Linked DNA regions of Homo sapiens: region 2 is linked to region 1. The links are chromatin loops, found by intact Hi-C in ENCODE. Cell type or tissue: heart right ventricle. All regions are shown on one strand. Each heading gives the region's core, and the rest is flanking DNA. Links, peaks and the distances in the headings are about the cores only. Region 1 overlaps ENPP6 (ectonucleotide pyrophosphatase/phosphodiesterase 6). Region 2 has its middle 13 kb from the start of ENPP6.

Region 1 (15,698 bases), core at 5,143-13,142:
TTAGTGACATCTGCTAAGACCCTTCTTCCAAATGAGGTCACTTCCGCAGGTTCTGGGTAGACACAGGTTGTGGAGCCACGATTTGCTTTCCCTCATATTTTAATCTCTTTCCCACATATACTGAATTCTGCATTATTTTTTCAATTACATCTTCCAGTTCATTATTTTTTCAGCTGCATTGGTTCTGCTATTTAGCTTACTACCAAGTTTTAACATTATTATATTCTTAATATCCAAAAATCTATTTGATTCTTAATTCTACATGGTTATTTCTTAAAGTCTCTTGTTCCTTGCTAATTTTGATTCTATCTTTTATTTCTTTAAACACGTCATAAAGCTTGTCTTTTATTCTAAATATAATCATTCCAAACTTAAAGCTCTTGGTGCTAAATCTGTGGTTGTCGTTTCTGCTGACTCTCACAGTGACTGCGGTAGTTAAGATAAAACTTACCGCTGTTCACTCACACTCTAACATCTCAGTGGTTTAACATGCTAGAACTGTTTCCTCCCTCACATGATGTCCAGTTGGTGCATGGAGGTGGGGCTCGCTCCATGTAGTCATTCACAGACGCTGACGGATGAAGGCTGCACCATGTCCAACTTCCAGGATCGCCCTGAGCACCAACATCCTGCTGGTAGACAGGGAAAGGAAGGCTCTGGCAAATAGCAGGGGAAGCATCCATGGGCCAGGGCTAGAAATGGTGCATTTCACTTCTGCCTTCTTCCCATTGGCCTGAGTGCAGTTCAGGGCTTCACCTAGATGGAAATGTGGCTAGAAAATGCTTCTGCTGGTGAGGCAGTTGCCGAGTGTTTCCCAGCAACATCTGTTCACAGTGGAAGGACAGCAGAACACATTGGTTGAGAGCTAGCCACCTCTGCCATGTGACTTATTGATATGCATGTTTGGTAAAAAACTTTAGTTCATATATGATTGAACTTAGTCTGTGGGAAGCTTGGGGACTTAAATTGAAACTGTCCTGAAAAGAAGATATTCATTTGCTTTTCCAAGAAAGAAGGAACACCACTGACCTAGTGGGATCACTTGTGAGCTTGGCAATATTTTTAAAACTCTTGTGTGTGTGTGTGAATGTGTGTGTGTGTGTGTGTATACATGCATGTGCATGTGTGTTTTATCCAAGATCTAGTTAAATTGTAAAAGGAGAATTCTACCTACAGAATATCTAATCTCTCAGGCTCTACATCCATGTTCTTAACATACCTGTCAATGGTGGGAAGTGTCTACGCTTACAATATTCATGTTTAACCTACTCCATCAGCGGTGCAAAGGATGCCAATCTAAAATTAAAAGCTATTTACATATTTCTACATACTCAGTGTCTGCCTAATAGAATCAGATATCTGATTATGTTCTATTCATCTGATTATCTGGCTTAGAACTAATAGGAAGCATGAATCCTTCAGTGCAATAGCATATACAAATACGGCATGCACATCGTGCAGGCAAACATTGTGCTATGTTTCCATAGCACCTTTCTTCCAAAGAGCTCTCAAATATTTTCATATTTATAAACTCATTTATCCTTCAGATTTCATAATTTGTTGGAAAGAGATGAGATTCTATTTTATTTTATTTTATTAAATTCTAGGGTACTTGTGCAGGATGTGCAGGTTTGTTCCACAGGTAAACGTGTGCCATGGTGGTTGGCTGCACCTATCAACCCATCACCTAGGTATTAAGCCCAGCATGCATTAGCTATTTATCCTGATGCTCTCCCTCCCTCTACATTCCCCAACAGGCCCCAGTGTGTGTTGTTCCCCTCCCTGTGTCCATGTGTTGTCATTGTTCAGCTCCCACTTGTAAGTGAGAACATGTGGTGTTTGGTTTTCTGTCCTTGCATTTGTTTGCTGAGGATAATGGCTTCCAGCTTCATCCATGTCCCTGCAAAAGACAAAAATCTCATTCTTTTTTATGGTTGCATAGTATTCCATGGTGTATATGTACCATGTTTTCTTATCCAGTCTATCATTCATGGTCATTTGGGTTGATTCTCTGTCTTTGCTATTGTGAATAATGCAACGAACATCTGTATGCATGTTTCTTTATAATAGAATGATTTGTATTCTTTAGAATATATACCCAGTAATAGGAATCCTGGGTCAAATGGTATTTCTGATTCTAGGTCTTTGGAGAATCGCCACACTATCTTCCATGATGGTTGAACTAATTTACACTACCACCAACAGTGTGAAAGTATTCCTATTTCTCCAGAGCCTCCCCAGCATCTATTGTTTCTTAACTCCTAGTAATCGCCGTTCTGACTGGCATGAGATGGTATCTCATTGTGGTTTTGATTTGCATTTCTCTAATGATCAGTGATGTTGAGCTATTTCCCTTATGTTTGTTGGCTGCATGTATGTATTCTTTTGAGAAGTGTCTGTTTTTGTCCTTTGCCCACTTTTTAATGGGGTTGTTTTTTTTTTTCTTGTAGATTTGTTTAAGTTCCTTGTAGATTCTGGATATTAGATCTTTGTCTGATGGATAGATTGCAAAAATTTTCTCTTGTTCTGTAGTTTGTCTGTTCACTCTGATGACAAATTCTTTTGCTGTGCAAAAGCTCTTTAGTTAAATTAGGTCTCATTTGTCGATTTTTGCATTTGTTGCAATTGCTTTTGACGTTTTCATCATGAAATCTTTGCCCATGCCTATGTCCTGGGTGGTATTGCCTAGATTTTCTTCTAGGGTTTTTATAGTTTTAGGTTTTACATTTAAGTCTTTAATCCATCTTGAGTTAATTTTTGTATGAGGTGTAAGGAAGGGGTCCAGTTTTAATTTCCTGCATATGGCTAGCCAGTTCTCCCAGCACCATTTATTAAACCAGGAATCCTTTCCCCATTGCTTGTTTTTGTCAGGTTTGTCAAAGATCAGATGGTTGTAAATGTGCAGTCTCATTTCTGGGTTTCTATTCTGTTCCATTTGTCTATGTGTCTGTTTTGTATCAATATCATGCTGTTTTGGTTACTGTAGCCTTGTAGTATAGTTTGAAGTCAGGTAGCATGATGCCTCCAGCTTTGTTCTTTTTGCTTAGGATTGTCTTGGCTATTCAGGCTCTTTTTTGGTTCCATATGAATTTTAAAGTAGTTTTTTTCTAATTCTGTGAAGAATGTCAATGGTAGTTTAATGGGAATACCATTGAATCTATAAATTACTTCGGGCAGTATGGCCATTTTCACAATATTGGTTCTTCCTATCCATGAGCATGGAAGGTTTTTCCATTTGTTTGTGTCCTCTCTGATTTCCTTGAGCAGTGGTTTGTAGTTCTCTTTGAAGAAGTCCTTTACTTGCCTTGTTAGCTGTATTCCTAAGTATTTCATTCTCTTTGTAGCAATTGTGAATGGGAGTTCAGTCATGATTTGGCTCTCTGCTGGTCTATTGTTGATGTATAAGAATGCTTGTGATTTTTCCACATTGATTTTGTATCCTGAGATTTTGCTGAAGTTGCTTAACAGCTTCAGAAGCTTTGGGGCTCAGATGATGGGGTTTTCTAGATATAGGATCATGTCATCTGCAAGCAGAGACAGATTGATTTCCTCTCTTCTTATTTGAATACACTTTATTTCTTTCTCTTGCCTGATTGCCCAGGCCAGAACTTCCAATACTATGTTGACTAGGAATGGTGAGAGAGAACACCCTTGTCTTGTGCCAGTTTTCAAGGGGAATGCTTCCAGTTTTTGCCCATTCAGTATGATATTGGCTGTGCATTTGTCATAAATGGCTCTTATTATTCTGAGTATTTTCTATCAATACCTAGTTTATCGAGAGTTTTTAACATGAAGGAATGTTGAATTTTATCGAAGGCCTTTTCTGCGTCTATTGAGATAATCATGTGGTTTTTGTCATTAGTTCTGTTTATGTGATGAATTATATTTATTGATTTGTGTATGTTGAATCAGGCTTGTATCCCAGGGATGAAGCCAACTCCACTACGGTGGATAAGCTTTTTGATGTGCTGCTGAGTTCAGTTTGCCAGTATTTTATTGAGGATATTTGCATCTATGTTCATGAGGGATATTGGCCTGAAGTTTTCTTTTTTTTCTTGTATCTCTGCCAGGTTTTGGTATCAGGATGATGCTGGCCTCATAAAATGAGTTAGGGAGGAGTCACTCCTTTCCAATTGTTTGGAATAGTTTCTTGAGAAATGGTACCAGCTCCTCCTTGTTCCTCTGGTAGAATTCAACTGTAAATCTGTCTGGTCCTGGGCTTTTTTTGGTTGGTGGATTATTTATTACTGGCTCAATTTCAGAACTTTTTAATGGTCTCTTCAGGGATTCACCTTCTTTCTGGTTCAGTCTTGGGAGGATGTATGTGTCCAGGAATTTATCCATTTCTTCTAGATTTTCTAGTTTATTTGCATAGGGGTATTTATAGTATTCTCTGATGGTTGTATGTATTTCTGTAGTGATATCCCCTTTATAATTTTGTATTGTGTCTATTTGATTCTTCTTTCTTTTCTTCTTTATTAGTCTAGCTAGTGGTCTATTTTATTAATTTTGTCAAAAAAACAGCTCCTGGATTCGTTGATTTTTTGAAGGGATTTTCATGTCTCCATCTCCTTCCATTCTCCTCTGATCTTGGTTATTTCTTGTCTTCTGCTAGCTTTGGGGTTTGTTTACTCTTGGTTCTCTAGTCCTTCTAGTTGTGATGTTAGGTTGTTAACTTGAGATCTTTCTAGCTTTTCAATGTGGCCATTCAGTGCTATAAATTTCCCTCTTAACACTGCTTTAGCTGCATCCCAGAGATTCTGGTACATTGTCTCTTTGTTCTCATTGGTTTCAAAGAACTTCTTGATTTCTGCCTTAATTTCATGATTTACCCAGGAGTCATTCAGGAGCAGGTTGCTCAATTTCCATATAGTTGTGTGGTTTTGAGCGAGTTTCTTAATATTGAGTTCTAATTTGATTGTGCTGTTGTCTGAGAGACTGTGGTTTTTTTTGTTATTTCATTTCTTTTGCATTTGCTGAAAAGTGATTTACTTCCAATTATGTGATTGATTTTACAGTTAGTGACAAATATGGTGTTGAGAAGAATGTATATTCTGTTGTTTTTGAGTGGAAAGTTCTGTAGATATCTATCAGGTCCACTCGATCCAGGGCTGAGTTCAAGTCCTGAATATCTTTGTTAATTTTCTGTCTCAATATTGACAGTGGGGTGTTAAAGTCTCCCACTATTATTGTGTGGGAGTCTAAGTCTCTTTATAGGTCTCTAAAAACTTGTTTTATGAATCTGGGTACTACTGTATTGGGTGCATATATATTTAGGATAGCTAGCTCTTCTCGTTGAATTGAGACCTTTACCATTATATAATGCCCCTGTTTGTCTTTTTTGAACTTTGTTGGCTTAAAGCCTGTTTTGTCAGAAACTAGGATTGCAACCCCTGCTTTTTTCTGCTTTTCATTTGGTTGGTAAATTTTCCTCCATCTCTTTATTTTGAGCTTATGTGTATCTTTCCATGTGAGATAAGTCTCTTGAACACAACATGCCAATGGGTCTTGACTCTTTATTCAGCTTGCCATTCTATGTCTTTTAATTGGGACGTTTATCCCATTTACAGTTAAGGTTAATATTGTTATGTGTGAATTTGATCCTGTTATCATGATGCTAGCTGGTTATTTTGCAGACTTGTTGATGTAGTTGCTTCATAGTGTCATTGGTCTTTGTACTTCAGTCTGTTTTTGTAGTGGCTGGTAATGGTTTTTCCTTTCCATATTTGTGCTTCCTTCAGGAGCTCTTGCAACACAGACCTGGTGGTGATGAATTCCCTCAGCATTTGTTTGTCCAAACAGAATTTTATTTCTTCTTCACTTATGAAGCTTGGTTTGGCCAGATATGAAATTCTGGGTTTGAAATTCTTTTCTTTAAGAATGTTAAATATTGGCTCCCAGTCTCTTCTGGCTTGTAGGATTTCTGCTGAGAGGTCTGCTGTTAATCTGATGGGCTTCCCTTTGTAGGTGACCTGGACTTTCTCTCTAGCTGCCCTTAACACTTTTTCCTTCATTTTGACCTTGAAGAATCTGATGATTATGTGTCTTAGGGTTGGTTGATCTTCTCATGGAGTATCTTACTGGGGTTCCCTGGATTTCCTGAATTTGAATGCTGGCCTGACTTGCTAGGTTGGGGAAGTTTTCCTGGATGATATACTGAAATATGTTTTCCAGCTTGGTTCCATTCTCTTTGTCTCTTTCAGGTACCCCAATCAGTCATAGGTTTGGTCTTTTTACCTAATCCCATAGTTCTCAGAGGTTTTGCTCATTCCTTTTCATTCTTTTTTCTCTAATCTTGTTTTCCTGTCTTATTTCAGCAAGATAGTCTTCAAGTTCTGAAATTCTTTCTTCTGCTTGGTCTGCTTGGCTATTGATACTTGTGGTTGCATTGTGAAGTTCTTTTGTTGTATGTTCTAGCTCCATCAGGTCATTTATATTTCTCTCTAAAGTGGTTATTCTGGTTAACAGCTCCCGTAGTGTTTTATTATGATTCTTAGCTTCTTTGCATTGGGTTAGAACATGCTCCTTTAGCTCAGCAAAGTTTGTTATTACCCACCTTCTGAAGCCTACTTCTATCAGTTCATCCATCTCAGCTTCAGCCCAGTTCTGTGCCCTTGCTGGAGATATGTTGTGATCTTTTGGAGAAGACACTCTGGCTTTTTGAGTCTTCAGTGTTTTTTCATTGATTCTTTCTCATCTTCATGACTTTATCTGCCTTCAGTCTTTGAGGCTGCTGACATTTGGATGGAGTTTTTGTGGGGACTTTTTTGTTGATGCTGTTGTTGTTGCTTTCTGTTTATCTGTTTTTCTTTTAACAGTCAGGCCCCTCTTCTGTAGGGTTGCTAAGGTTTGCTAGGCATCCACTCCAGACTCCATTCGCTTGGGTTCCTCCCACACCTGGAGGTGTCACCAGTGGAGGCTGCAGAACAGCAAAGATGACTGCCTGCTCCTTCCTCTGGGAGCTCCATCCCAGAGAGGCACTGACCTGACGCCAGTGGGAATGCTCCTGTATAAGGTGTCTGGTGACCCCTGTTGGGAGGTCTCAACCGCTCAGGAGTCACAGGATCAGAGACCCGCTTAACAAAGCACTCTGGCTGCCCCTTGGTGGAGGGGGTGCACTGTGCTGGAAGGAATCCCACTCGTCTGGACTGCCCAGATTCCACGGAGCCAGCAGGGGAAAAGATCAAGTCTGCTGATCCATGGAGACTATGGCCACTCCATGCCCTAGGGGCTCCATCCCAAGGAAATCAGAGTTCTATCCCTAAACCCCTGCCTGGAGTTGCTGAAATTCCTGCGGGGAGGCCCCATCTGGTGAGGAGGGATGGGTCCAAGTTTGGCCTAAAGAGGTAGCCTGGCCATGATCTGCCACAGCCACTGTGCTGCGCTGTGGGGAGTTGTTCCTGAGTCCAAACCACCCAGTTTCCCTGGCACCAGCAGGGGAAATGGCAGACTGGGGCTACAGTGATGGTGGCAACCCCTCCCCCTGTGAACTCAGTAGTCTTAGGCAGTGTCTCCAGCCGAGTGGCCACTGAGAATCTGCACAGCTCTGTGCTTGGGACCCAAGGCCCTGGTGGCGTGGGTTCACAAGGGGATCTCCTGACCTGTAGGTTGTACAGATCCAGGGAAAACAAGTGGTTTCCCGCGCAGGGTAGCTCAATCACGAGGTGAGATTCTTTCAGCCCATTTCAGAGATTAAAAAACGGAGCTTCAGAAGGTTGTAGTTAGAGACAGAGTCTCACAAGGCCAAGGCCCAGGTTCCCACCTCCTGTCCACGTTTCTTCTGTATGAGCGCCTTCAGGGCCTGGGCTGCAAGATGACTTGCTGATAGTTCTCTCTTATGCTTTGATATTTTCATGGTCCTGTGCTAATTTCTCATGATTAAAATTCTTGTTATGTCACTTTCATAAAAGTTCAGTCAACTCTAGCAGGTTCTTCTACAGACCCCACCAGCATGAGAGTGCCTGAGGAGCCAACGTAGCTCGGTGGCCCCGTTCAGTTGGTGTTTAGGACTCGATCCTTAGCAATGCCTTCTCCCTCCTGCAGTTCAGTGCCGCAGGAGGTGTGCTCACTGCGGCCCACTGGAGATGCAATACGGCACACTGCTCAAAAGCCCTACCCCAAGTTGAATGGCCCACACTCACACCTCACCGCCCTCCCCAAGTCCCTGTGAGCAAGCCATTTAACACTTAACTTCTCACCGTTTCCATCTGCTTTCCTATTTAAGAAGAGGGTAATTATAGTGCCAACCTCACAGCGATGGTGTGAGGATTAAGCAAATAATGTTGGCAATGCACCTTGCATCCTATTTGGTATAGACTTAGTATTTGGTACCTGTTAGCTGTAACGATGAAGACGATGCTTGGAGAGGCCTTGATCTGTTGGCCAAAGGTGCTGCTTCTGAAGTTGGATTCCTAGCTCTACCACTTACCAACTACAAGACCTTGGGATATTGACTCAACCACTCCAACTCTCCGTTCAGTGGCAATAATAATGACACACAGCTTTTAAGATTATTTTGGGCTAGGCATGGTAGCTCACACCTGTAATCCCAGCATTTTGGGGAGGCTGAGGCAGGAGGATTGCTTGAGGCCAGGAGTGTGAGATCAGCCTGGGCAACATAGTGAGACCTCCATCTGTACAAAGAAAAAAAAAAGGATTATTTTGTACTATTTTTTACACAACACCTTTTCTCTCCTCCAACCTCCTTCTCCCTTCGTAAACACGTGCCACTTTTGTGGACATCTGACCCGGTGCACCTAGCAGGCCAAGACGTTATGTGGGGTGATGGTTCATAGCAGATCTGGCCAGGTCCTCTAATGGCCAGGCTCTCTTCTCATATGCCACACTGCTGTTTCCCTCTACCTTTGGGGTAGAATAAAGAACACGCTTGGTGTAAGTGGGACTCCTGTTTCTCAATACTCCAGAACAAGATCTCATCACAAACTTTCCAGTTGTTGATGGTATTTCCATTTGGGGAGACTGCCTAGTTTCTGGCCCACAGGTTCACAACATATAGATTTCTGTGCCTAGTGATGGCTGTGCTTCTTCCCAAAGGTGATAAAATGCCCCCACTCTGCGGTGGTAGCCCCAGACGAAGAGCTTTTCTGCCATAGAATCTGCCATGACATCAACTCATAGTGGTGTAGAAGAGAAGAGAGCAGGGAAGGTATGCTCTCTCCATTAATGAAAACAATGGCTGCCTTTCATTCAGTGATTATTATGTGATTCAGTTACATGAATTATCTGTCTAATCATCCCTCTAAGAGGGAAAAAATCATGTGATTTATGGCCCTGTACTGATTTTTAAGGGGAGCGGATCTTGGCTTGCTGAAGCAGGGAGATGTGTATGGGCTTGCTGGTTGGGAAACTGGGACTGGAAATGAGCTGAGGCCTCTACCAGAGAAGAGAGAGAAACCGAGAGTTCCGGGCGGCGGAGGAGAGGAGATGGACCTGGAGGTGAGGGAGTGAGGACACAAGGTGGGGCACTGGGCAAGGAGGGAGAGCGGGGTCAGGTCCTGGGAGCCAAGAGGAGAGACGGGGATACTACATCGAGTGGGGTCTTCCTGTCAGTGCTGAGCCCAGCGCCTTGTTAGGAATCTCACTGATGCTTTTGTGTGAGTCAATTATTTCCAGTCAGTAAATAGAAGTGAAAATTTCGGCTTCAAAGCTGTTGCAGAGTGAAAACAAGAGACAGTAAGCAGGGTTAGCAGATGCATGAATTCCATCTCCCACATTTTAAGATAAAGAAACTGGGAGTCCCCAAGGTGGCCATTGGGTCATTGAAGTTTGGTGCGGGCTTCCACTGACTTTCAGGCTTGTATATTTACACACTTTGCTAAATCGTGCAACGTCTCTGAACATGGGCCATCAAACTCAAGTACACAGACCTTATTTAGAAGTAATATCGTAAGATACTTTTGGGGTACAAATTAGACGTAGATTAGTTCCAATCCTGGTTCTGACACATACTGGCAGGGTACATTTGGAGAGTTTACTTCACCTGTCTGAGTCTCGGTTTTCCCTTAGGTAAAACATCTGCTTCAGAAGGTCAATGGGAGGATACCATGAGGTCATTCTGGAACCCTCACAGCACAGTGCTCACAGAGAGTAGATGTTTCCATTCTTACAAGGCTGTCATTGGTTATTGTTACATATGTTGCAGGTGATAGTATCTTGTCTATTTCACTAGCCTGGCATGGGATTAAAGCACCAAGATCTCATCTCTCCTTCTGTCATTGATTGGTTGGTTCACTGATGCCCCCACTTATTTCAAAAAAAAACTATACTACTAAAAATACAAAAATTAGCCAGGCGTGGTGGCGGGCACCTGTAATCCCAGCTACTTGGGAGGCTGAGGCAGGAAAATCACTTGAACCTGGGAGGCAGAGGTTGCAGTGAGCCGAGATCGCACCACTGCTCTCCAGCCTCGGTGACAGAGTGAGATTCCGTCTCGGAAAAAAAAAAAAAAAAAAGGATTTGGGACCTCTTCTAAGAGCTTGCTTTTTCACTATTTAGTAAAGCTGTGGCATCGGATCGTGCCTCTTCCGGCCTCATTTCTTCTCATTTCTAACTCAGTTAGCATTTCTCTAGAGTCTGAGACCCTCTCATCTCTTTCCTTCAGAGTTGTGGGAATTACGATCTGCAGTGTTCCCAGATGTGACCCACCAGGTGTCCCCCCGGGATGGATCTCCCACCCACCTCCTCACTCACTGTGGATCTGACCTGGCACTTCCACACTCAGCCTGTGGTGACGTGTTTCATTCTTCTCTTATGCCCAGGGCTGCATTGTAAAGCCCTTATGCACTAGAATCATGCCCTCCTATTCTCCGTACCTAACCTGTGCCTGGAAAACAACAGATACTCCAGAAATGGGTGGGTGTTTTAACCAGAATATCTCTAAGACCCTTTCAACTTGGACTCTGTAATTTGAAAGTAAGATTCCCACAGTGACCCTGCCAACACCTAAATGGAAAGACTATTTTCTCTTTCCTCAGACACTTTCAGACACTTCAAATTTAGCCACTTGGCTCTTTTGGGAGAATAGTAAACCCCAGAGCAAAATTCTGGGCACCAGCTACAAGTAGGCAAAAAATTTATTTCACAAAAACATTGCCCTTAGACCTTCTTGGTCGTCGAATTCAACCTTCTGCCTCAAGTAATTGTACCTGAACTACCTTAGAAAGATTGGAAAATGGAAACTTGCACCATTTATAATAGGTCAGGAATGAAGGGGGCAGAATTTAATACATCGTTTGTGTTTGGTTTTATGTTCAGATTGTTTCCAATATTGTGTTGAACATCCACATTCATGAATCCCACCTTTGATTTCTTTCTTTTGTTAGACTTCTTGAAGTGGAGTTACTGGGTCCAAGGCTCCAATGAACACTTTTAAAACCCTCGATAGGCCGGGCGCGGTGGTCCATGCCTGTAATCCCAGCACTTTGGGAGGCTGAGGGGGGTGGATCATTTGAGGTCAGGAGTTCGAGACAGCCTGGCCAACATGGTGGAACCCCGTCTCTACTAAAAATACAAAAAAATTAGCTGGGCATGGTGACGGGCGCCTGTAGACCCAGCCACTCAGGAGGCTGAGGCAGAGAATTGCTTGAACCCTGGTGGCGGAGGTTGTAGTTGGCGCTACTGCACTCCAGCCTGGGAGACAGAGAGAGACTTCATCTCAATTAAAACACACAAACAAACAAACAAAAAACACTGGATAAATATCGTTCTGTTGCTCCTCCCACAGACGGTGAACGAATGTACATTTCCTCTCGCTGGTATGCACGCCACTCAGGAACTATTTATTTTTGTACATCACAATTTAAAAAGCCAAGAAAAGTGAGATTGCATTACTTTCCACTTTCATCATTTTGACTACATCAAACCCTTTAAAGTCATATTACTTTTTATAAGCCTTCTGTGGGCCTTAAACTGAAATGGAGAAGATGCAGAAAAAAACCCACATTAGTCATTACAAATTGGAACCCAGCCACCGTTCACTGCGCCCACTGCTCACTCCGGTCCAGGCCGCCTTATGTCCTCCCAAGTCACCCTGCTTCCATCCTGACCTGCTCAGTTCATCCCCTATGGCTGCCAGCATTACCCTTCAGACCGCATGGGAGGGGCTGGAGCTGTTTTCTGCCAAAGTCACCTCAACCTGAAGTCACTGGGGGAGAGGAGCGTAGCTGGGTGCTGGGGGATGATGGAGGCTTGACTGCTAGCTAGAGGGTGGAGGCTCTTCAGGAGGCAGGTGTTGGCTGAATTTCTCTCCTGCGTGGAAGACTGAGGGTGAGAAATAAGATTTCCCCTTCAAACACCTCCCATCCTGAGAAGTCCCTAGAGGCACCTTTCTATAAGGAAGACCCGCCTGCATTTTCCATTATGCCTCGAGTAAAATCTAAATCCTCCCAACAATGCGCCACATCACTGGGCTCTACCTTTTTCTGCGACACCAGCTCCCCCATTGCCCACACTTCTTCCTTCCCACCCTCTCGCCCTGGATGCTCTTTGTTACACCGGGTTTCCCATGGCTGTGTCCTCGTCATTATTTCCGCCACCACTCAAGCGTCATCTCACCACCCCCTCCAAACCCTCCCGGCCGCCTAGCCAATGCTGCACCTCCCTCGCACACTCTCCACTTACTTCCAGTGCTGACTGCACCTCACTTCCTGAGACTGTCCTGTCTTTCAGCTTACATGTTCATGATCTGTCTTCTCCCGCCCGCGAGCAAGATTCCTGAGGACAGGGATTCTGTCCGTCTTCTTCTCTGCTCTATCTCAGCATCTCGAATCGTGCCGGATACACTGGGGTTTAAAAAAAAAAATCAATGTGTTTGTAACTAACAAATTATGTGAACACACAAGTTTTTAAATAACTAACTATATCAATATGTCTATTTATTCTATCAAGGCAAGAAGTGGAGCTAAACTACAGCCATGGTCTTGGAATAGTTTCTTCTTTAAATGGCTTAGACAAAGCTGTGACAAATGTATGTCAACTGTGATGTGTCTGGCTCGTGACACCGCTTAATTATTTGAATTTGTTTTCTCATGGTGGCAGATCATATTTTCCAAGAAAGCTGCCGTAACAAATCCCATTCTACTTGTTCTTCTTATATTGTGACATTGACATTCCCCCATCAAGTGGTGTCCCCTCTTTTTGAACCTGAGTGGACCTTTGTGACAGCTTTGACCAACAGATGCAGGAGAAGTGATGCTATGTAACTTCTGGATCTGGGTCACAATCAATGCCAAGCCTGTTCTCTTTGCTCTCTTGGGGTGCTCATGCCTGGAGCATGGTCACCATGCTGTAAGGATGCCAGGTGGCCATATGGAGAGGCCACAGGTGGATGCAGCTGCTGACAACCCAGCTAAGGTCTCAGCCAGCAGCCAGCATCAACTGCCTGCAGATCCTTCCAGCCCTCTGGTGTCAGGTTACCCCAGCCTCTGAGCTGCCCTTGCTGGTGCTGCGTCCAGCAGAGAGGAGCTTTCCCTTCCATGCTCCATCCAGACTGCATATTTGTGAGCTGAATACATGACTATTGTTTAAGCCACTTGAGGTTTGAGGTTGTCAGTTACACCAAAACAGATAACTGATCCACCCCCTCACTTCAATGTAAGGGGTATACAGTCCAAATAGACACGCCTAAAAGAACCTGCCTGTTTCAGAGAACACTTCTACTGGGAAGGGATTTTGTGACTAAAAGGAACAGATGTAGGTGATGATTATCGGTGGTTGCTAAAACCATTACATGCAGGTTGATAGGAACCTTGACAGTGGATAGATTAGGCTGACACCATCTAAACCCACCAATCCACTTTAACAGACACCACGAGCCACATGGCGTGACGCGAGAGCAAGTACATGGCACCACGTGCAGTGGATTCTTGCCTAAGACACATGGAACCTGAATCTAAGACCTGTAGATCAAACTAGGAGTCTGCAAGAAATACAGGAGACTAAGGAACATGCTAATGGCACCACGAGGATACAATCAGCCTAATCCAGAATATGGGATGTTTTCAGACAGATGACCCAGTTCCCTCCATAAATAAATAGACAAGAATTAATAAAATGGAGGCGAACCATTATCAGTTAAAAGACACTCAAGAAACATAAATAAAATGCATGGGTTTTGTTTGAATGCTGATTCTTTTTTTTTTTTTCCTTCTTTTCTTTTTTGAGACAGAGTCTCACTCTGTCACTCAGGCTGGAGTGCAGTGGTGCAATCTCGGCTCACCACAACCTTCAACTCCCTGGCTCAAGTGATTCTCCTGCCTCAGCCTCCTGAGCAGCTAGTACTACAGGTGCACACCACCACACACAGCTAATTTTTGTATTTCTTGTAGAGACAGGGTTTCACCATGTTGCCCAGTATGGTCTCAAACTCCTGGGCTCCAGAGATCTGCCAGCCTTGGCCTCCCAAAGTGCTGGGATTACAGGCGTGAGCCACCTTTCCCGGCCTGAATGCTGATTCAAATAAACGAATTTCACAGAGGCATTTTAAAGATAATTATGGAAAACTCAATATGGACTGGGTATTGAATGATATTAAATAGTTATATTCATTTTGTTGGGTGTGATAACAAGAGTATGTTTTTTTAAAAGTACCTCAGTACTAGAGACAGGCACAGAAGTATTTATGACTTCAGATGGGATGTCTGGTATTTGCTTTAAAAATATTCCAGTGTGGGGAGGAAGACACAGGAAACCAGGGCGGAGCACTGTCCCGTGTTATCACACTGTTTTGTGCATTCGAATATTTTCATCATAGATAATTTTTAAACTAAATGTAAGCTCTTCGTGAGAGGTAAACGTAGGTAGTCATCACTTTTAACACAAAGTCGCTTGTGAGATTTGCCACCGGTGATTGGCCTTGGAGAAAGGGGCAAAGTCAGGCAGCTAAGGCCCAGTACTCAGAAGCCTCAACTGCGGCCTAGAGCCTTCATCTATAGTGGCTCTCAACTGGTGCCCTCCACAGCCAGGACCCTGCCCAGGAGCTGTGAGCTCAGAGGAGGAGGGCAAGGTGGCCAGAAACGTGATGACGGCAGAGAGAGGAGCCAGGGACAGGCAAAGGAAGCAAGTGACAGAAATCCCAGGCCTGCTGCTCCAGGCAGAGAGAGGGCTGCTGGCTCCTGCAAAAAGAAGCAGGGGTGAGGCAGGAGCCAGGAGAGCAGAACTCACCCTCCCCTGCTGCCCTCCCCGCGGCCCTGGCTGTAGCCCCAGCGTCTCTTCCTGGGGCCATGTCTTCACATGGGGACATTTCTTCCCAGCTCGGCCACCGAGAGGAATGGATTCCTCCAGCATGAAGAATCCTCCCGCCCAGCCTGGATCCTGGAGCCACGGTCACTGTGGCAGGAATGCGGCTCCTCGCTGGCCTGGCTAGGGCTGGATGCCACACTTTGCCCTCTCCCCAGAGCCAGAGAGGTTGGGTCACAGACGCTCCTGAATGGGCCATGCAGGGCGCAGGAGGAATTTCGCCTTTGGAGGAACAAAGGGGTGTTCAAAGTTAAACGTCCACTGCAGTGACCATTACAAATTGTGGTTTAAAAAAATCATAAACTCAACCAAAAGAGGAACTAAGAGAAGGAGGGAAAGAAAGGGCTGGGGTCAAGAATAATAAAATCCCAAATAAGAAGCACATATCCTAAAAGGGAAAATGAAACACAACAAGGGTTAGGAGGGTGGGGTGGGGGAATGAG
Region 2 (15,698 bases), core at 3,813-11,812, 55 kb before region 1:
GAAGCACAGGAAGCGATTAAATAACTTGACCAGAGTAAGCCATTTATAAGTGTCAGAAGCAGACCACGGTGCTTCTCTAGGTAAGTGCCCGGGAATGAAATTGCTAGATACAGGAGTAAGTGTGGCCTCAACTTTACTAGATAATGCCACATGGCTCTTCAGAAAGGCGTTATTAATTTACAGTCCCAGCAGCACTATGTCAGAACTTCTTGTGCCAATCTGATGGAGGAGAAAATGGTGTCTTTGTTGTTTGCATTTGATTTTCCTTGATTTACTAGGAGGTTGAATATCTTTTTGGAAGGCCTTTGGCTGTTCATATTTTCTGATTCTGTTGCTTCACGGTTCCTATTCGTTGCCCTTTCTCTTACCTTTTTCCTTATTGATTTTGGTGAGTGTATTACATATTCTGGTTACTAAGCCTCTGTGTTCTATTTTTTTGCATATATCTCCTCTCAGATGTCAAGAAAAACTGATGTACTGAGCTATAGTTCAAATAATATATGAGACACTATTTTAATTTTAAATTTACTTTGTTAACAAGAAGAAATGCCTATAAGCCATGTTCGATTTCTGAGAATATGTGTACCATCTTTTCATATACTGTCTGAGCAAATTAGGATGACATCAGTGTCAGACATCAGAAGAGGTTAATGACTCATCTTCCCACGGAAGGTGAGTGTGGCCAAACTTCTCTGAAAATTATAGCTTGTACTGCAAGTGAACAGCTTTCCACAGCACTCATGGTTTCCATTAACAAGATTTTTTGTTTTTGTTTTTGGTCACAGGACTATAAACTATTTGTCACAGGAATAAACAGATTGATACTACAGATAATCTTTTAGCCTGCTTTAGTAAAGAGATGTAGAAGCTTTCCTATGGCAAGACGCTGAGTGAGCGCAGATTTAATGTGGTAGTAGGTTGCATTTGAAACAACATTTTCTCCTAGCTTCTAAACAAAGGGCAATTGTTACTCAATTGTTTTGTATTCTCAAGGTTTCTGTTACTGATGACTAGGCTTCTGGTTTCAATTTAATTTTTTTTAGCTTTTAATTTTGAACATATTTTAGGTGTACTGAAAATTTGCAAAAGTAATGCAGAGTCTCAATAAACCTTTTACCCACCTAACCCCAATGTTAACATCGTACATAACCGTAGTACCAAAAACTAAGAAATTAACATTGGTACAATACTATTAACTAAACCACAGACTTTATTTGAATTCGCTGATGTTTTCCTTACTGCCTGTTTCTGTTCTAGCACCCTCTCCAGGACCCCACATTACATTTAGTTGCCATTTCTCCCTAGTTGCCTCTGGCTTCTTGGTCTACCCTTGTTTTTTATGACCTTGACAATCTTAAGGAATATTTGCCAGCCTGGGTTTTGCTGGCATTTCCCCTTGATTATGTGGGAGTTAGGAATTTTTGGAAAGAACATCACAGAACAAAGTGCCCCTCCCACCTCACTATAAGAAGAGGAATGTGACATCTACATGACACCACAGGTGATATTAACCTTCGTCATCTGGTTAATGTCGTGTTTGCCAGGTTTTTCCACTGCACAGTTGCTATTTTTCCCTTTCCCCATTCTGTTCTTCGGAAATGAGTCTCTAGCTCTGTCCCACCCTCAGTGGAGAGGAGTGGGGACTGAGCTCCTTCCCCTGGCTGGGGAGCATCTACATACATTGTCTGAAGTTCATTTGTAAGGAAGGTCTGTCACTTCTCGCTTGTGTGCTTATTTATTTATTCGTTCCATGGTTTATTGTGCCAGTATAGACTTGTATATTTATTTTATACTTCGGGTCATGGTCCAATGTTCTATTGTCTACGTGGTGGTTCCAGTGATTTCAGCTTTGGTTAGTGAGTGCTCTCCTAGCTTGGCTCCTGGGTCCCTTTGACACACCCCATCCTTTGGAGTTTTGAACGCTTCCTTACTTTCTAGTTCTCCCAATAATTTCAGCATCCACCCGTAGGTGCTGTCTGCGCAGTCATTTCTGTAGAGTTCTAGTGGTGATTTTTCCATTTCTCCCTCTCAATTTCATCAAGATAACTAAAGATATTTAACATATAGGCTGTCCGAGAGATTTGGGTTTGAATTTCAGTTCCAGCACTTCAAGCTATCTGCTGTTAGGGTTCTCTGAACCCTGATTTCCTTTGTGTCAGAAGGCAAAGTGTAAAACTGTTTCTATACTCACAATACTTCTGATACCAAGTGTGTAGGGGTTTTATCCATTCCCCGCAAACAAGCAAATTTCCAATTCTCTGTGGACACCAAAATTGGGCATCCTATAATTTAATGAATTTGATACTTACTCCCGGGAGTTAGTGGAGACCCCACAGGCTCAGTCCCAGAAGACTTCCCGCTACTTCAGACACCAACCAAAAGTCTCAGGTTACTTCTTGCACTTATGGCTGACGTTGTAAATTAAGGGTTCCCATGACCCCCTCCTCACCTTCAGTAATTTACTATAACAGCTCACAGAACTCAGGGAAACACTCCACTTACTATTACTGGTTTATTATAAAGGATGCAGTTCAGAAACAGCCAAATGGAAGAGATGCACAGGGCAAGGAGAGGGGTGCAGAGCTTGATGCCCCCTTTGTGGGCACCATTCTCCCAGCAACTCCAAGTGTTTACCCACCCAGAAGCTCTCTGAACTCCATTGTTAAGAGGTTTTATGGAAGTTCCATTACATAGACACGGTTGATGAAGTCACTGGCCACTGGTGATGTCTCCAGGTCCTCTCCCCACCTGGCAGTCCAGAAGGTGGGGCTGAAAGTTCCAACCCTCCAATCACAGGGTTGGCTCCCGGGGCAAACGGCCCCACCCTCCAAGAGTCACCTCATTAGCATAAACTCAGGTATGGTTGAAAGGAGCTTATTAAGGGTAACAAAAATAGCTCCTCTCACCCAGGAAAGTCCAAGAGTTTTTAGGAGCTCTGTGCCAGGAACTGGGGACAAAATCTTGCACTGTCCCACTCCACCAGCCTGGGAAGGGAATTATCCCTTTGGCACTGATACACTATCTGTCCTCTAGTCACTTAGTAGGCATCTGAGTTACCAGATCAAAAACCATGGTATATATAGGGTTCTGTACTATCTGTGGTTTTAGGCATCCACTGGGGGTCTTGGAACGTATCCCCTGAGGATGAAGGGGAGAGCTGTATGATTATTATTATTGCTTCCACCAGCACTGTTGTCACCTCCATACTTCTTCCAGAGCCTGCTTTCTAAAATGCAAATCTGATGATGACACGGTATTGTTCAGAGTAACTCATTGCTGCCTGTTATTGTCAGCAATGGTTCCTAAGCCTGACTTTTGATCGAAGTCATATGAGGAGCTTAGATAGATAGATAGATAGATAGATAGATAGATAGATAGATAAATGGACAGACAGATAGATAGATAGACAGATAGATATATAGATAGATGCCCAGTCTTAGTCTAGACCTTATTGAATTTTGATGGGGTGGGTCTCAGCCTTTAACTCTCCAGGAGAGAGGTGAGAGCAGGGGTCTGTGCAGCAGGAATGAGCCTGGGATCCCTGTAAAGGCTGACAGCTGGTCCCACCCAGTGATGACTCACAGCAATAAAGAGAAGACCCTGGTTCCCACCATGAAGTAGCCAATATGATGCCCAAATGTGAGATGAGGAGTCTGAAGAACTGTTTCTAGCTATTCCACTTAGTGCCTGTGCATTCCTATTTAGTCAGTTGGAAGATAGCTGCCTTTTATATAAGGAATGTGTTCTTAGAAGCCTTGTTCAATTTAAAACACGCACAAATAAAGACTATTATCCTAATAGGAATAAATATAAACTGTGTATTCATAAACCTAGTGTTAAATCAAGTTTAGCCTAAAGCTGCCTCCTTACATATTTTAAATTCAGCCTAAAAGTTTCTCTGTATACAGGGAGCCATAACCTAAATGGAGGTGTAAACAGATTGTAACCTATCTTTAAAAGAAAAACCTTAGCCAAATTAAATTTAAAAGAGTTTAATTGAGCAAAGAACAATCCATGAATCGGGCAGCCTCCTGAGCCACAGTAGGCTCAGAGAGATTCCAACACAGCCACGTGGCAGAAGAAGATTTATGGGCAGAAAAAGGAAAGTGACTCAGAGAAAACAGAAGTGAGGTGCAGAAACTGCCGATTGATTACCGGTCAGTGTTTGCCTTATTTGAACATGGTTTGAACAATTGACCATATTTGATTGGCCAAAACTTGGTGATTGGCACAAGAGTTGGTTACAGTCTGTTTACAACTCTATTTAGGTTATAATTCATGATGTACAGAGAAACCTTTAGGCCAAACTTAAAGCAGGTAATGAGGCAGCTTTAGGCTAAACCTGATTTAACACTTCTCTTGTGCCAATCACTGAATTTTGGCCAAAAGGGATCAACTGTTCAAAACGGGTTCAAGTAAATCAAAAGCTGATCTGTAACCAATTTGGCTGTTTGTGTACCTCACTTCTGTTTTCTGTACATCACTTTTCTTTTTCTGCCCATAAGTCTTCTTCCACCACCTAGATGCACTGGAGTATCTCGAGCCTACTCTGGCTCAGGAGGCTGCCCAACTGGCAAATCATTCTCTGTTCAATTAAACACTATTAAACTTAATTTGGCTAGGGTTTTTCTTTTAACACTAGAATGACTGTTGTGAACACTTTCTTTACTACTTCGTTTCACCTTGAACTCTGATACTTTGCAGAATGCTGTCCTCTTAATTAACAGTCTGGGACAACATGGTACTTATGTATGCCCATCTTCTTAGCACTTTAACACACAGAATTTCTATTTCAAAGTTGATTTTCCGAGTACACTTTCTTTTCAGCAGGAGCATGAGCCCCACCAATAAACACACAGATGGCATTATTAATATAAAAAGAATTTTAAATTATAATGTCACAGTGTATTAAAATATTAGTACAAAAGTGTTCCATTGTCTATGAGGTAAACTACTTAAACTACTTCAGAATAGAAAGTGTAACTTATGTTATATTAGTCAGGGTTCTCTTGCGGGACAGAACTAATAGGATAAATGTATATATAAAGGGGATTTTATTAAGGAGTACTGACTCACACGATCACAAGGTGAAGACCCACAATAGTCCATCTGCAAGATGAGGAACAAGGAAGCCAGTCCAAGTCCCAAAACCTCAAAAGTAGGAAAGCCGACAGTTCTGTCTTCAGCCTGTGGCCGAAGGCCCAAGAGCCCCTGGCAAACCACTGAGTCCAAAAGTCCAAGAGTCCAAAAGCTGAAGAACTTGGACTCTGATGTTCTAGGGCAGGAAGCATCCAGCACAGGAGAATGATGAAGGCTGGAAGACTCAGCAAGTCAAGTCCTTCTATGTTCTTCTGCCTGCTTTATTCTAGCCATGCTGGCAGCCGATTAGATGGTGCTCACCCAGACTGAGAGTGAGTTTGCCTCTCCCAGTCCACTGACATAAACGTTAATCTCCTTTGGCAACACCCTCACAGACACACCCAGGAACAATACTTTGCATCCTTCAGTCCAATCAAGCCGACACTCAGTATGAACCATCACATATGGGTACATGAATTACCTTTCATCTATACTCCAGGGGTAATTACTCAGCATTTGAACAGAAATTTATAATCAGAGGTGGTTAAAGAAAATGTTTTCTATTTTATTATTATAGATACTAAGTCTTCATTAGCTAGCATAAGGCATTTTAGAAATAATTTTCCACAGATAAAATAAGTGGTGTTCAAAAAATACAGTCACCTGAAAAGACTGAATGGATCCCAGCACCTTGCTTGGTTGAAGTATCAGAATCAGGCCAGATTCTGTGGGGGTGGGGCCCACATCCAAAACTCATGCCCTCTGGGCACCCCATGTTGCAGAGGACTCTGTCATAAGTTCTATCTCAAGGTTGGCTGATCTCAGAGTTCATGCAGGGAACTTGATTGTGGCCTGAAGACAGAAAGAGGAGATCTCACCAAGCTAAGGAGAACAGGTATGCAACTGTTTGTGTAATAAAGCACTGGACTGGCCTTTGTCCCTAGTTCCTGGGAGAGAGACTCTGAGTACTCGGAATTTCCTGAATAATAGGGGCATCTTTGGTCACCAGAAAGACCAACCATGTGATCTCAGGAGGTTAGGACTTTGAGCCAGTCTGATCTCCAGGGAGGGGAAAGGGGCTGGTGACTGAGTTTAATCCTTGGTCAATGGTCTGACTAATCATGCCTATGTCAGGAAACTATAATACAACTCTGGACACAAGCTCAGAGGAACTTTCTGTTTGATAAACACATTGATGTGTCAGGAGGGTGATGCGCTCTGATTTCATGGAAAGAGAGCGTGGGATCTCTGCGTTTGGGACCCTCTCAGATCTTGTCCTATGTATCTCTTCATTATGCTGGTCCTGATTTGCAGCCTTTATAATAAAACTGTAATTATAAGTCTAGCACCTTCCTGAGTTCCAGGAATTGTTATGGAGAATTGTCAAGCCTGAGAGTGGTTGTAGGATTTGTAGCTAGTTAGTTGGTCAGGCACAGGTGGTCTGGAGACCTGGAATTACAGCTGGCATCTGAAATGGGGACAGTCTTGCTGGGGACAGTGCTCCTAACATGAGGAATCTGACATTAACTCCAGATGGTTATTGTCAGAATTGTACTGCAGGACACCCAAACTATCTTTAGCCTGCTTACTAATAAATAGTTGTCCGCTTGGCAGAATATAGCCTTAACTTCATTTTGACAGACCAACTAGTAGTCTGAGGCTGGGCTTGTATAGGCCATACCTAGCTCTAACCTGGTAGGCTACCGGTGTCCACCACAACAACCTGACAGTTGGTAAAGGGACAAATTTGCTTAGACCAGCCTCACAACCACACACAGAAATCCCTCCTGGAAGTTCCAACACCTGAAATAGCAGCATGATTTCTAGGACACTGAAAGCGGGGGCTGGTATTTCTGTTTTCCTGTTCATATGGTGGTAGCTTGTGGCAACAGTATAAAAACATTTTACAATTCACTGGCTTTCAGCTTTGGAATTATGTAGTGTTTTATTTTTTCTGGGGTATTTGAATTCAAAATTTGCTTATACAGTGATTTTATTATAATTTTTGTGACACTATTTTAAGGAAATAACAGTGCATAAATGCAAGCACATTTAATTCTAGATATCAATGTTTTCATCTATAAACAGAGAAAAGTGAGAATGGCCCTACCTATTTGTATTGAGGTTCAAAAAAAATGAAAGAGCTTTGAAAACTATATACATGATTTCTCTAATGGAAAGATTTCCCTAATGGAAAGATTTCCTTATTTTTGCATATTGGAAACAATGCTTAGAATAAAAAAGACTTCCTTTTTTTTTTTTTCTTAAGATGGAGTCTTGCTCTGTCACCCAGGCTGGAATGCAGTGGCATGATCTCGGCTCACTGCAACCTCTGCCTCCTGGGTTCAAGCGGTTCTCCAGCCTCAGCCTCCCCAGTAGCTGGGACTACAGGTGCGTGCCACCACATCCAGCTAATTTTTTTCTTTTTAGTAGAAACCAGGTTTCACCATCTTGACCAGGCTGGTCTCAAACTCCTGACCTCAGGTGATCCACCCGCCTTGGCCTCCCAAAGTGCTGGGATTACAGGCATGAGCCACCATGCCCAGCTGGGACTTTTGTTTTTTAAAAGCAATTTATACTCGGAGGTGGAATTATTTTCTCTCACAAATGCCCAGGTTTGGGACCCACAGGATGGAAGGCAGGAGGGCTGAGCATTTGTGTATCTGGAAACCTCACCTCCTCCTGGGGGCTAAGGGCAGGGTTTAGTGATTTGCTGTGCCGAGCAGTGCGGTCTGTCTCCTCATCCAGGAGCTGCAGTGAAATGGCCCCACATTGCCCTCTCTGAGAAGGACTAGGGGACATTCTTTGCAATGAATGGGCCTATGTAGTCCCTCCAGTATCTGGGCGGGTAGAGTCCAGGGAGAGAAGGTGGAAGCTGACAACGGGCCCACATCTCTCAGATCCAGTGCTGCTTTCTGGGCTTTCTGGCTGGCCGGGGGCTGGCAGGGAGAGAGGGGCTCTGCGGTTTCGTGCCCAAACCCAGCATCTTCTGGGGACCTCACCCGTTCCTTCCCCGAATTGTGCTCCAGGTCTTAGTTACAGGAAGAAGCATTCAGCAGTCTGAGACTCTCTAAGTTCCTGCCCCCAGGAAACAGTGGTTACGGAAGCGGAGTTATTGCGTAGCTCCCTGGTCCTAGCCACGGTGCTGGAGGCTTGGCTTCCAGCCAAGCAAGAGTCCCACAGGGTTGAAGCCACCACAGAGAGGCTGCCCCGTGCGATCCAGAGATCATAGACTGGGTTGTTAGGGACTCTCTTTTCCTCCTTTCTTCCTTTGATCATACGTACTTGAAGCAACTCGTGAATTTGTTTCCCTTCTGAAGAATACATCTTCCAAGAGAATGTTCATTGTGTGTGTGTGTATGTGTGTGTGTGTGTGTGTGTGTGTGAGAGAGAGAGAGAGAGAGAGAGACAAAGAGAGTAAAGGGGTCTTGAAGGCTTGAGAACATTTTCATCAGACCCCTCAAATTTTCATGACAGTTTTAAGGCTAGCTTAATTCTTGTTCTTGTGTATACTATCTGCTTTTTATCTCTGGAAGCTTTTAAAATGTTCTTTGTGGCTTGCTGTCTTCAGTACTGAGGGGAGGGTTTCACTAGTCCTCCACTGGTTCTCCATCTATCATGCAATTCACAGAACAATTGATAGAACAAGCAGACTGCCCTTACAATCACCCCACTTCCCCCCAAATTCTAGGTGATCCCCCATCCCAGTGTGCCCGGGAGTGATGGCTTTCCTGGGACATGGGACTTTCAGTGCTATTACCAGGAAACTCTTAGGCAGATCAGAACAAGTTGGTCACCCCACCATACTACTTTTCTCCACTGGGCACCAGAGACCCTGATCCACTTAACAGATTCATTTATTCAACAAGTGCTTAGGGAGCCTTATTTTGTTCCAGGCTCTTGGAATACACAGTGAATAAAACAAAGATCTTTGCCCTCACTGAGCTAACATTAGAGCCAGAGGTAAGTGGACACAGACCATAAACAATAACCATAATAAAGAAGTCATCTATATAGTGTATTAAAAGGTGATAAACCTATTAAATATTACAAACCATAAAAAGCATTATAAGCTTTTCAGGATGTGCGGTTGCAACTTTAGATGGGATTAGACCTCATTGAGAAGATGACATGTAAACAAGGACTTGAAGAAAGTGAGGGAGCTATGTGGATGCGGGGGGAAGAGCATTCCCAGGTAGAGGAAATAGCCAGTGCAAAGGCCCAGAGGCAGAGAATATCTGGCTTGAGCTACTGTCAACAAGGAGGTTATTGCAAGTGGGACACACGCATGATTGAGATTAGTAGGAAAGGAGGTCAGTGTAATGGGAGGCAAGGTAGTATAGGGCTGGTTGACCACAATGAACACTCGGTTTTTTTTCTTTTCTTTTTTTTTTTAGACGGAGTCTCGCTCTGTCGCCCAGGCTGGAGTGCAGTGGCGCAATCTTGGCTCACTGCAACCTCTGACTCCTTGGTTCAAGCGATTCTCCTGCCTCAGCCTCCCGAGTAGCTGGGATTACAGGCATGCGCCACCAAGCCCAGCTGAAACACCCTGGTTTCCACCCTGAGTAGAATGTGAAGTTATTGGAAGGCTTCGAGCAGGGGAGTGACATGCATTGAGTTGAATGGTGTTTCCTGCCCCACCTCCAAAAAGATATATCCACACCCTAATTCCTGGAACCTGTAAATGTTACCTTCTTTGAGAAAAGGGTCTTTGCAGATGGAATGAACTTAAAGATCTTGAGATAAAGACATCATCTTAGATCATCTGGCAGGCAAAGTCCAGTGACAAGTGTCCTTATAAGAAGAGAAGGGCAGAGGGAGATTTGAGACAGACAGAGAGGAAACACGACACACAGAGGAGAAGGCACGGCAAAGATGGAGGCAGAGACTGGAGCAATGGGGCCACGAGCCAAGGAGTGCCAAGGATTGCTGGAAGTCACCACGAGATAGGAGAGAGGCATGGAAGGGATTCACCTTTAGAGCCTCCAGAAGTAATCAACCCTGCCAGCACTTTGATTTTGGACTTCTAGCCTCCAGAACTCTGAGAGAATAACTTTCTATTGTTTTAAGACACTCTATTTGTGGTAATTTGTTACGGAAACCACAGGAAACAAATCTAGGAAGCCAGATAGCAAGGGGCCCAATACACCAAACTGAGGAGACTTAAGGGTTCCACTCTGAGGGGAACTGGGAGCTACTGGAAGGTTTTGATCAGAGTAGCGACATGAACCTGATTCTTGTTTTAAATAGTCAGTTAACTTATCCAGCATATAACCCTCCTCCCTCACACATTTTTCTGCCGGGTGATTGGATACATAATTGGCTAGACATGGCCAGAGGCCGTCTCAACTTTCAGTTCAATTTCATTCCTTCAAGGAAGCACTCCTTTGGATATTAAGCCTCTAAACTGGCTGTGTCCATTAGAACTGGATTTGGATGCATTTAAGAGAAAACCTGGCCAGGACCCGTGGCTCCCACCTGTAATCCAAGCACTGTGGGAGGCCAAGGAGGGCGGATCATCTGAGGTCAGGAGTTCAAGATCAGCCTGGCCAACATGGTAAAATTATGTCTCTACTAAAACTACAAAAAATTAGCCGGGCATGATGGCGGGCGCCTGTAGTCCCAGTTACTCAGGAGGCTGATGCAAGAGAATTGCTTGAACCCAGGAGGTGGAGGTTGTAGTGAGCCGAGATTGTGCCTCTGCACTGCAGCCTGGGCGACAGAGCAAGACTGTCTCAAGAAGGAAAAAAAAAGAGAAAACCTAATAGTAGTTTAAGTAGGAGAGAAGTTTATGTCTCTCTCAAGCAATAGAAACTCTGAGCTGGGCAGTCCAGGGTTAGAGTGTGGCTCCATAGGCATCATGGAATTAGAGTTCTTCTGGTTTTTCATCCTATTGTCTTTAGCATGCAGTTTTTAGCTTCAAGGTTGCCTTATGGTCCAAGAAGACAGCTGTAGTTCCAGCCATTATTTGAAAATTGCACAGTCAAGGAGAACAGAGGAGCAGAGCATACTGGTTACACCTCCAAGAAGAATAAAACCTTTCAAAACAGATTTCCTGGAAGGCACAGTCAGTTACTTCTGCTCACATCTTATTGGCCACCCTGTTTTAAAGGAAGAAGGGATATCACATGCCATCAAGAAAAAGTTATGAGAACCACCACTCAAGTTAACAGATAGAAAGAACATTTCCAGCATTCCAGAGGCCGCTTCCTTCCCTTCCTAAGTCACCACCTCTCTCCGCACCTCCACCAAGGTAACTATCAACTTAACTCTTACTGGAATTACACCTTTACTTTTCTTTAGAGTTTTATTACCTGAATATGTATGTATTTTTAAATATTAAGATTTAGGTTTGCTTATTTGTTTGGGCTTTACATAAATGGAATTATTTAACAATAATTTTTAAAGCTTGTGTATTGCAGAAAGGGGAGAGAAAGGATATTAGGTGGGCAACTAGTAATCTCCACTACATCAGCAGAACCCAGAGTTAAGGTTCTTTCAACCATTGGCTTCATTAATGTATCTTCATGATTTACCTGGATCCTGAGCAAAGCCAGTCTATTCCATGGCATAAGCCTCCCTTAGTATTCTAGGAGAAAGTATTACAATTGCTTATCACCATCTTCCTATCAATCTAGGAAGACCAAGTGTTTTTGGCCGTACTTCCTTGCTCATTGAAATTTTCAGTGTGCTACATCTAGTAATTGTTAATATGGTTTGGTGGAAGTCTGCCATCTTGTTATTTGTTTCCTACCAGTCCTATCTGTTTTTATTCTTTTGTTTAATCTTTTCCTATCTTCTTTGAGGTTAACTGAGTATTTTTAGTATTTTTTCTATTAGCTTTTGTTGCTTTTTATTATAATAAACAACACGTAATATGAAATTTACCATCATAACCATTTTTAAATGTACAGTTCAATAATGTTAGGTATATTCACATTGTTGTAAAACAGAAGATCTCCAGAAATATTTCCTCTTGAAAATCTGAAACTCTCTATACCCATTAAACAAATCTCTTCTGCTCCCTCCTCCAACCCCTAGTGGCTACCATTCTACTTTGTGTTTACATACATTTGGCTACTTTAGATAATGAATGTATGTGTAATTATACATTATCTGGCTTTTTGTGACTAGAGTATTTCACTTAACGTAATGTCTTCAAGGTTCATCCATGTTGAAATCGTATGATTTCTTTCTTTTTAAGGATGAATAATATTTCATGTATGTGTATATCACATTTTCTTTATCCATTCGTCAACGGAAATTAGTTGTTTCTATAGCTTGGCATTGTAATAATCTGCAATACCGCGATGCTCCCAAAATACCTGGGAGTGCAGATACTTCTTTGAGATTCTAATTTCAATTCTTCTGGATATATACCCAGGAGTAGGATCATTGTATCATATGGCAGTTCTATTCTCAATTTCTGAGGAACCTCTATAGTGATTCCGCGGCAGGCCAATAGCTTGAACCCTGGAGGTGGAGGTTGCAGTGAGCTGAGATTGGGCCACTGCGCTCCAGCCTGGGCAGCAGATTGAGACTCCATCTCAAAAAAAAAAAAAAAAAAAAAATTAATTACCTGGAACTGAACTAATAACGGATTATTATAGTTTTTACTGAAATATTGCGATTCTTTTTTATGTTTTGTTTTCCAGATTTAAGGGAACTTTTTGTAAAGCTATATATAGTTTACAACAATTTGGTAAATTATACTTTTGTAAATAAAATTAAAATATTTACATTTTTTTCTGCTGACCTGATCCCTCTAGAATTTGGAAACTATTGTTGAATATTCTTATTTTGTATGGCAGTATAATTATTTGCATAAGTTCAATAAGAATCTGTTCTTGCAACAGTACATAATTGGAAACACTGGTTATACTATCAAGGCTATGAGTGGAACGTCATGTTTTCTGACATGAGCAGCCATCTTTAAAGAACTAGGGTTGACTTTCTGCAGCCAATACATCCTTTGGGGGGTAAAAACTGGCCTGGTACCTTGAATAAACAGTTCACATAGTTGTCTCACACATAAGAAAGGAATCTCACTTCCTGGCAGGCCCAAGATCATCAGAATATTTTGGGGACCTTGAGGAAAAAGAACTTCACCTATATATCTGCAGGTATTTCAGGCAAAGTTTGATGGTGACTTCTCAGCTTGGCTTCTTAGCCTTGAGAGCCTTTTAAAAGTCCCATCTGAGATTCCTTATTAAAAGTTCCAGCAAAGCCGACTTAAAAGCACCTATTTAATTATCACTATTCTTGTTGCACTTATATAAATAAACAGGCCAAGTTTAATGAAACTATTTTTCTTACAAATAAACTGATCTTACTGTGATTATTTTTTGTAGAAATGGGGGTGACCAAAGAGAGAAATTTATGTTTCAGAAGAAAACTATAGTTCACCCATTATTAAATTCTAGCTCATTGTTTTTGAGCATCTGTAAACTGGATCCTGAAGTCTTCTAGGTTTCTCCAAAATCTGGCGCTGACTTTCCAAACTAACATTTTCAAGTTTCCTCCTGCTCTTCTGACATGGAATTACTGAAATTAAAACTGGCCTTTCCTGAAGCCCTGAAAGCTGAAGCTGGATGACTTACTATAGAATTCAGATAAGTCACCATAATAACTTATGTATAAACAACCTTCATGTCTGTTGGTGTATGCATTACTCAGAAAGTTCCCTGAAACACATCATGCAAACTGCAAACCAGGAAAACCTGTCAGATTGCCATTGCCAGTCTCCACTGGCGATGTCAGTCACAACAGCTTAATTCCAACTGAAGATGCTTCAAACCCAGCATCTAGAAATCTCAACTGGATGCCCTCCAGATTCAGAAACTAGTTTATAGACTGCTTCAAACATTAATCTTTATTTTTTTGTTTCCCTAGAAATGCATCGTATTCATACCTATTTCCTTGCACCATACAGGTGCCTAACTTTGATGGGAACTCATCTGCAACACCACCTCCTAAAATGAGGCCACAACTTTTTCATTGGACTGACCTATTCCCAGGTCCCTTACCACTCAGCTACTAAATCCATTTTTCTCTCGACACCCACCAACTCAGCTTTTAGTGTGTGAAACTTCTAGGGAAGTTTCAGACAAAGGAAATGGAAGAGTTTGGGAAATACCATCCCAAAATACAATGCTTTGGTATGTTGATTATTTTGAACTAAGGACATGAGGAAGGGTGGATGCAGGCAGAAGCTTTCTTGAGCTCCCCTTATCTGCCTAAAGATGAATCCTCCAAAGGGAACTCAGTTGTCATAAATCTCCTCCCCCAAAATCTTACCACCAGGGAAGATTAACTTGCACCAAAGGAGAGGAGGCTGGAGCTTGACACCATGTCCAGAGATACTATAACCTATTCTTCTGAGGGCTGCTCAGGGGCAACATTTATTACTTGAGAGACTTTTTATCTGCTTAACAAGATAATCTTTATTCACCATACGTTTCCTCCATTCATTCTTCCATAACTTGTGTCACCACCTTCCCCAGAAGCCTTAAGTCCCATTTCTTTCTGTAGCTCAGGGTGCTATATAAGCTTCAATCATCTGATCCTTCTTCAGGTCTCATATTTTTAAGACTCCTGTGTGTCATATGTAATTAAATATGATTTTTCTCTCATTAATCTGTCTCATGCTAATTTAATTATTAGCCCAGCCAAAGAATCAAAAAGTGTGAATGAAAGCCATTTTTCACTCCCCTACAACACCTTTGTCGAATATCAATTGAGTGTAAATGTGTTGGCTTATTTCTGGCCTCTCTATTCTGTTCCTTGGGTCTATGTGTCTGTTTTTATACCAGTACCATGCTGTTTTGATAGCTATAGCTTTGTAGTATGTTACAAAGTCAGATAGTATGATGCCTCCAGCTTCATTCTTTTTATTCAAGATTTCTTTAGTTATTCACAATTCTTTCTGGGTCCATACACATTTTAGGATTTTTTTTTTCTATTTCTGGGAAAAAATATCATTTGAGTTTTGATAGAGATTGCATTGACTCTGTAGATCGCTTTGGGTAATATGAACATCTTAACAATATAAATTATTCCAATCCATGAACATGGAATATCTTTCCATTTATTTGTGTATTATTCAATTTCTCTCATCAGTATATTGTCATTTCGGCATACAGATCTTCTACCTCTGTGGTTAGATTTATTTTCAAGTTTTTGTTTGTTTGTTTGTTTGTTTGTTTGTTTTTTGAGACAGAGATTTGCTTTTGTCACCCAGGCTAGAATGCAGTGGCACGATGCAACCTCCACCTCCCAGGTTCAAGTGATTCTCCTGCCTCAGCCTCCTGAGTAGCTGGAATTACAGGTGCTTGCCACCACACCTGGCTAATTTTTGTATTTTTAGTAGAGACGGGTTTTGCCATGTTGGCCAGGCTGGTCTCAAACTCCTGACCTCAAGTGATCTGCCCGCCTTGGCCTCCCAAAGTGCTGAGGTTACAGGTGTGAGCCACCACACCCAGCCTATTTTCAAGTATTTTGTTCCCTTTGATGCTATTGTAAATGAGACTGTTTTCTTATTTTTATTTTTGGACTGTTTATTGTTACTTTATAGAAACACAACTGATTTTTGGATGATTTTATATCTTGCAACTTATATG

The links. Peaks named below come from ENCODE experiments on the same cell type or tissue, not always from the same donor. Only the 100,000 strongest peaks of a DNase experiment are listed, where the experiment ranks them.
Region 2: it touches region 1 in a loop (2.1-fold over the local background); 2 of 110 quality-filtered maps call a loop at or near these places.

The regions. Positions count from the first base shown.
Region 1 is chr4:184,168,910-184,184,607 of GRCh38, reverse strand. All of the region lies in intron 1 of ENPP6 (ectonucleotide pyrophosphatase/phosphodiesterase 6), which reads left to right. Among named protein-coding and RNA genes, the nearest start is that of ENPP6, 41 kb to the left of the region's middle. RefSeq lists an enhancer at 13,363-13,864. In heart right ventricle, for the core only: no CTCF peak of the experiment used is centred there; no DNase peak of the experiment used is centred there; H3K27me3 peaks cover 716 bases.
Region 2 is chr4:184,222,775-184,238,472 of GRCh38, reverse strand. No RefSeq gene overlaps it. Among named protein-coding and RNA genes, the nearest start is that of ENPP6, 13 kb to the right of the region's middle. In heart right ventricle, for the core only: no CTCF peak of the experiment used is centred there; a DNase peak (open chromatin) is centred at 8,192.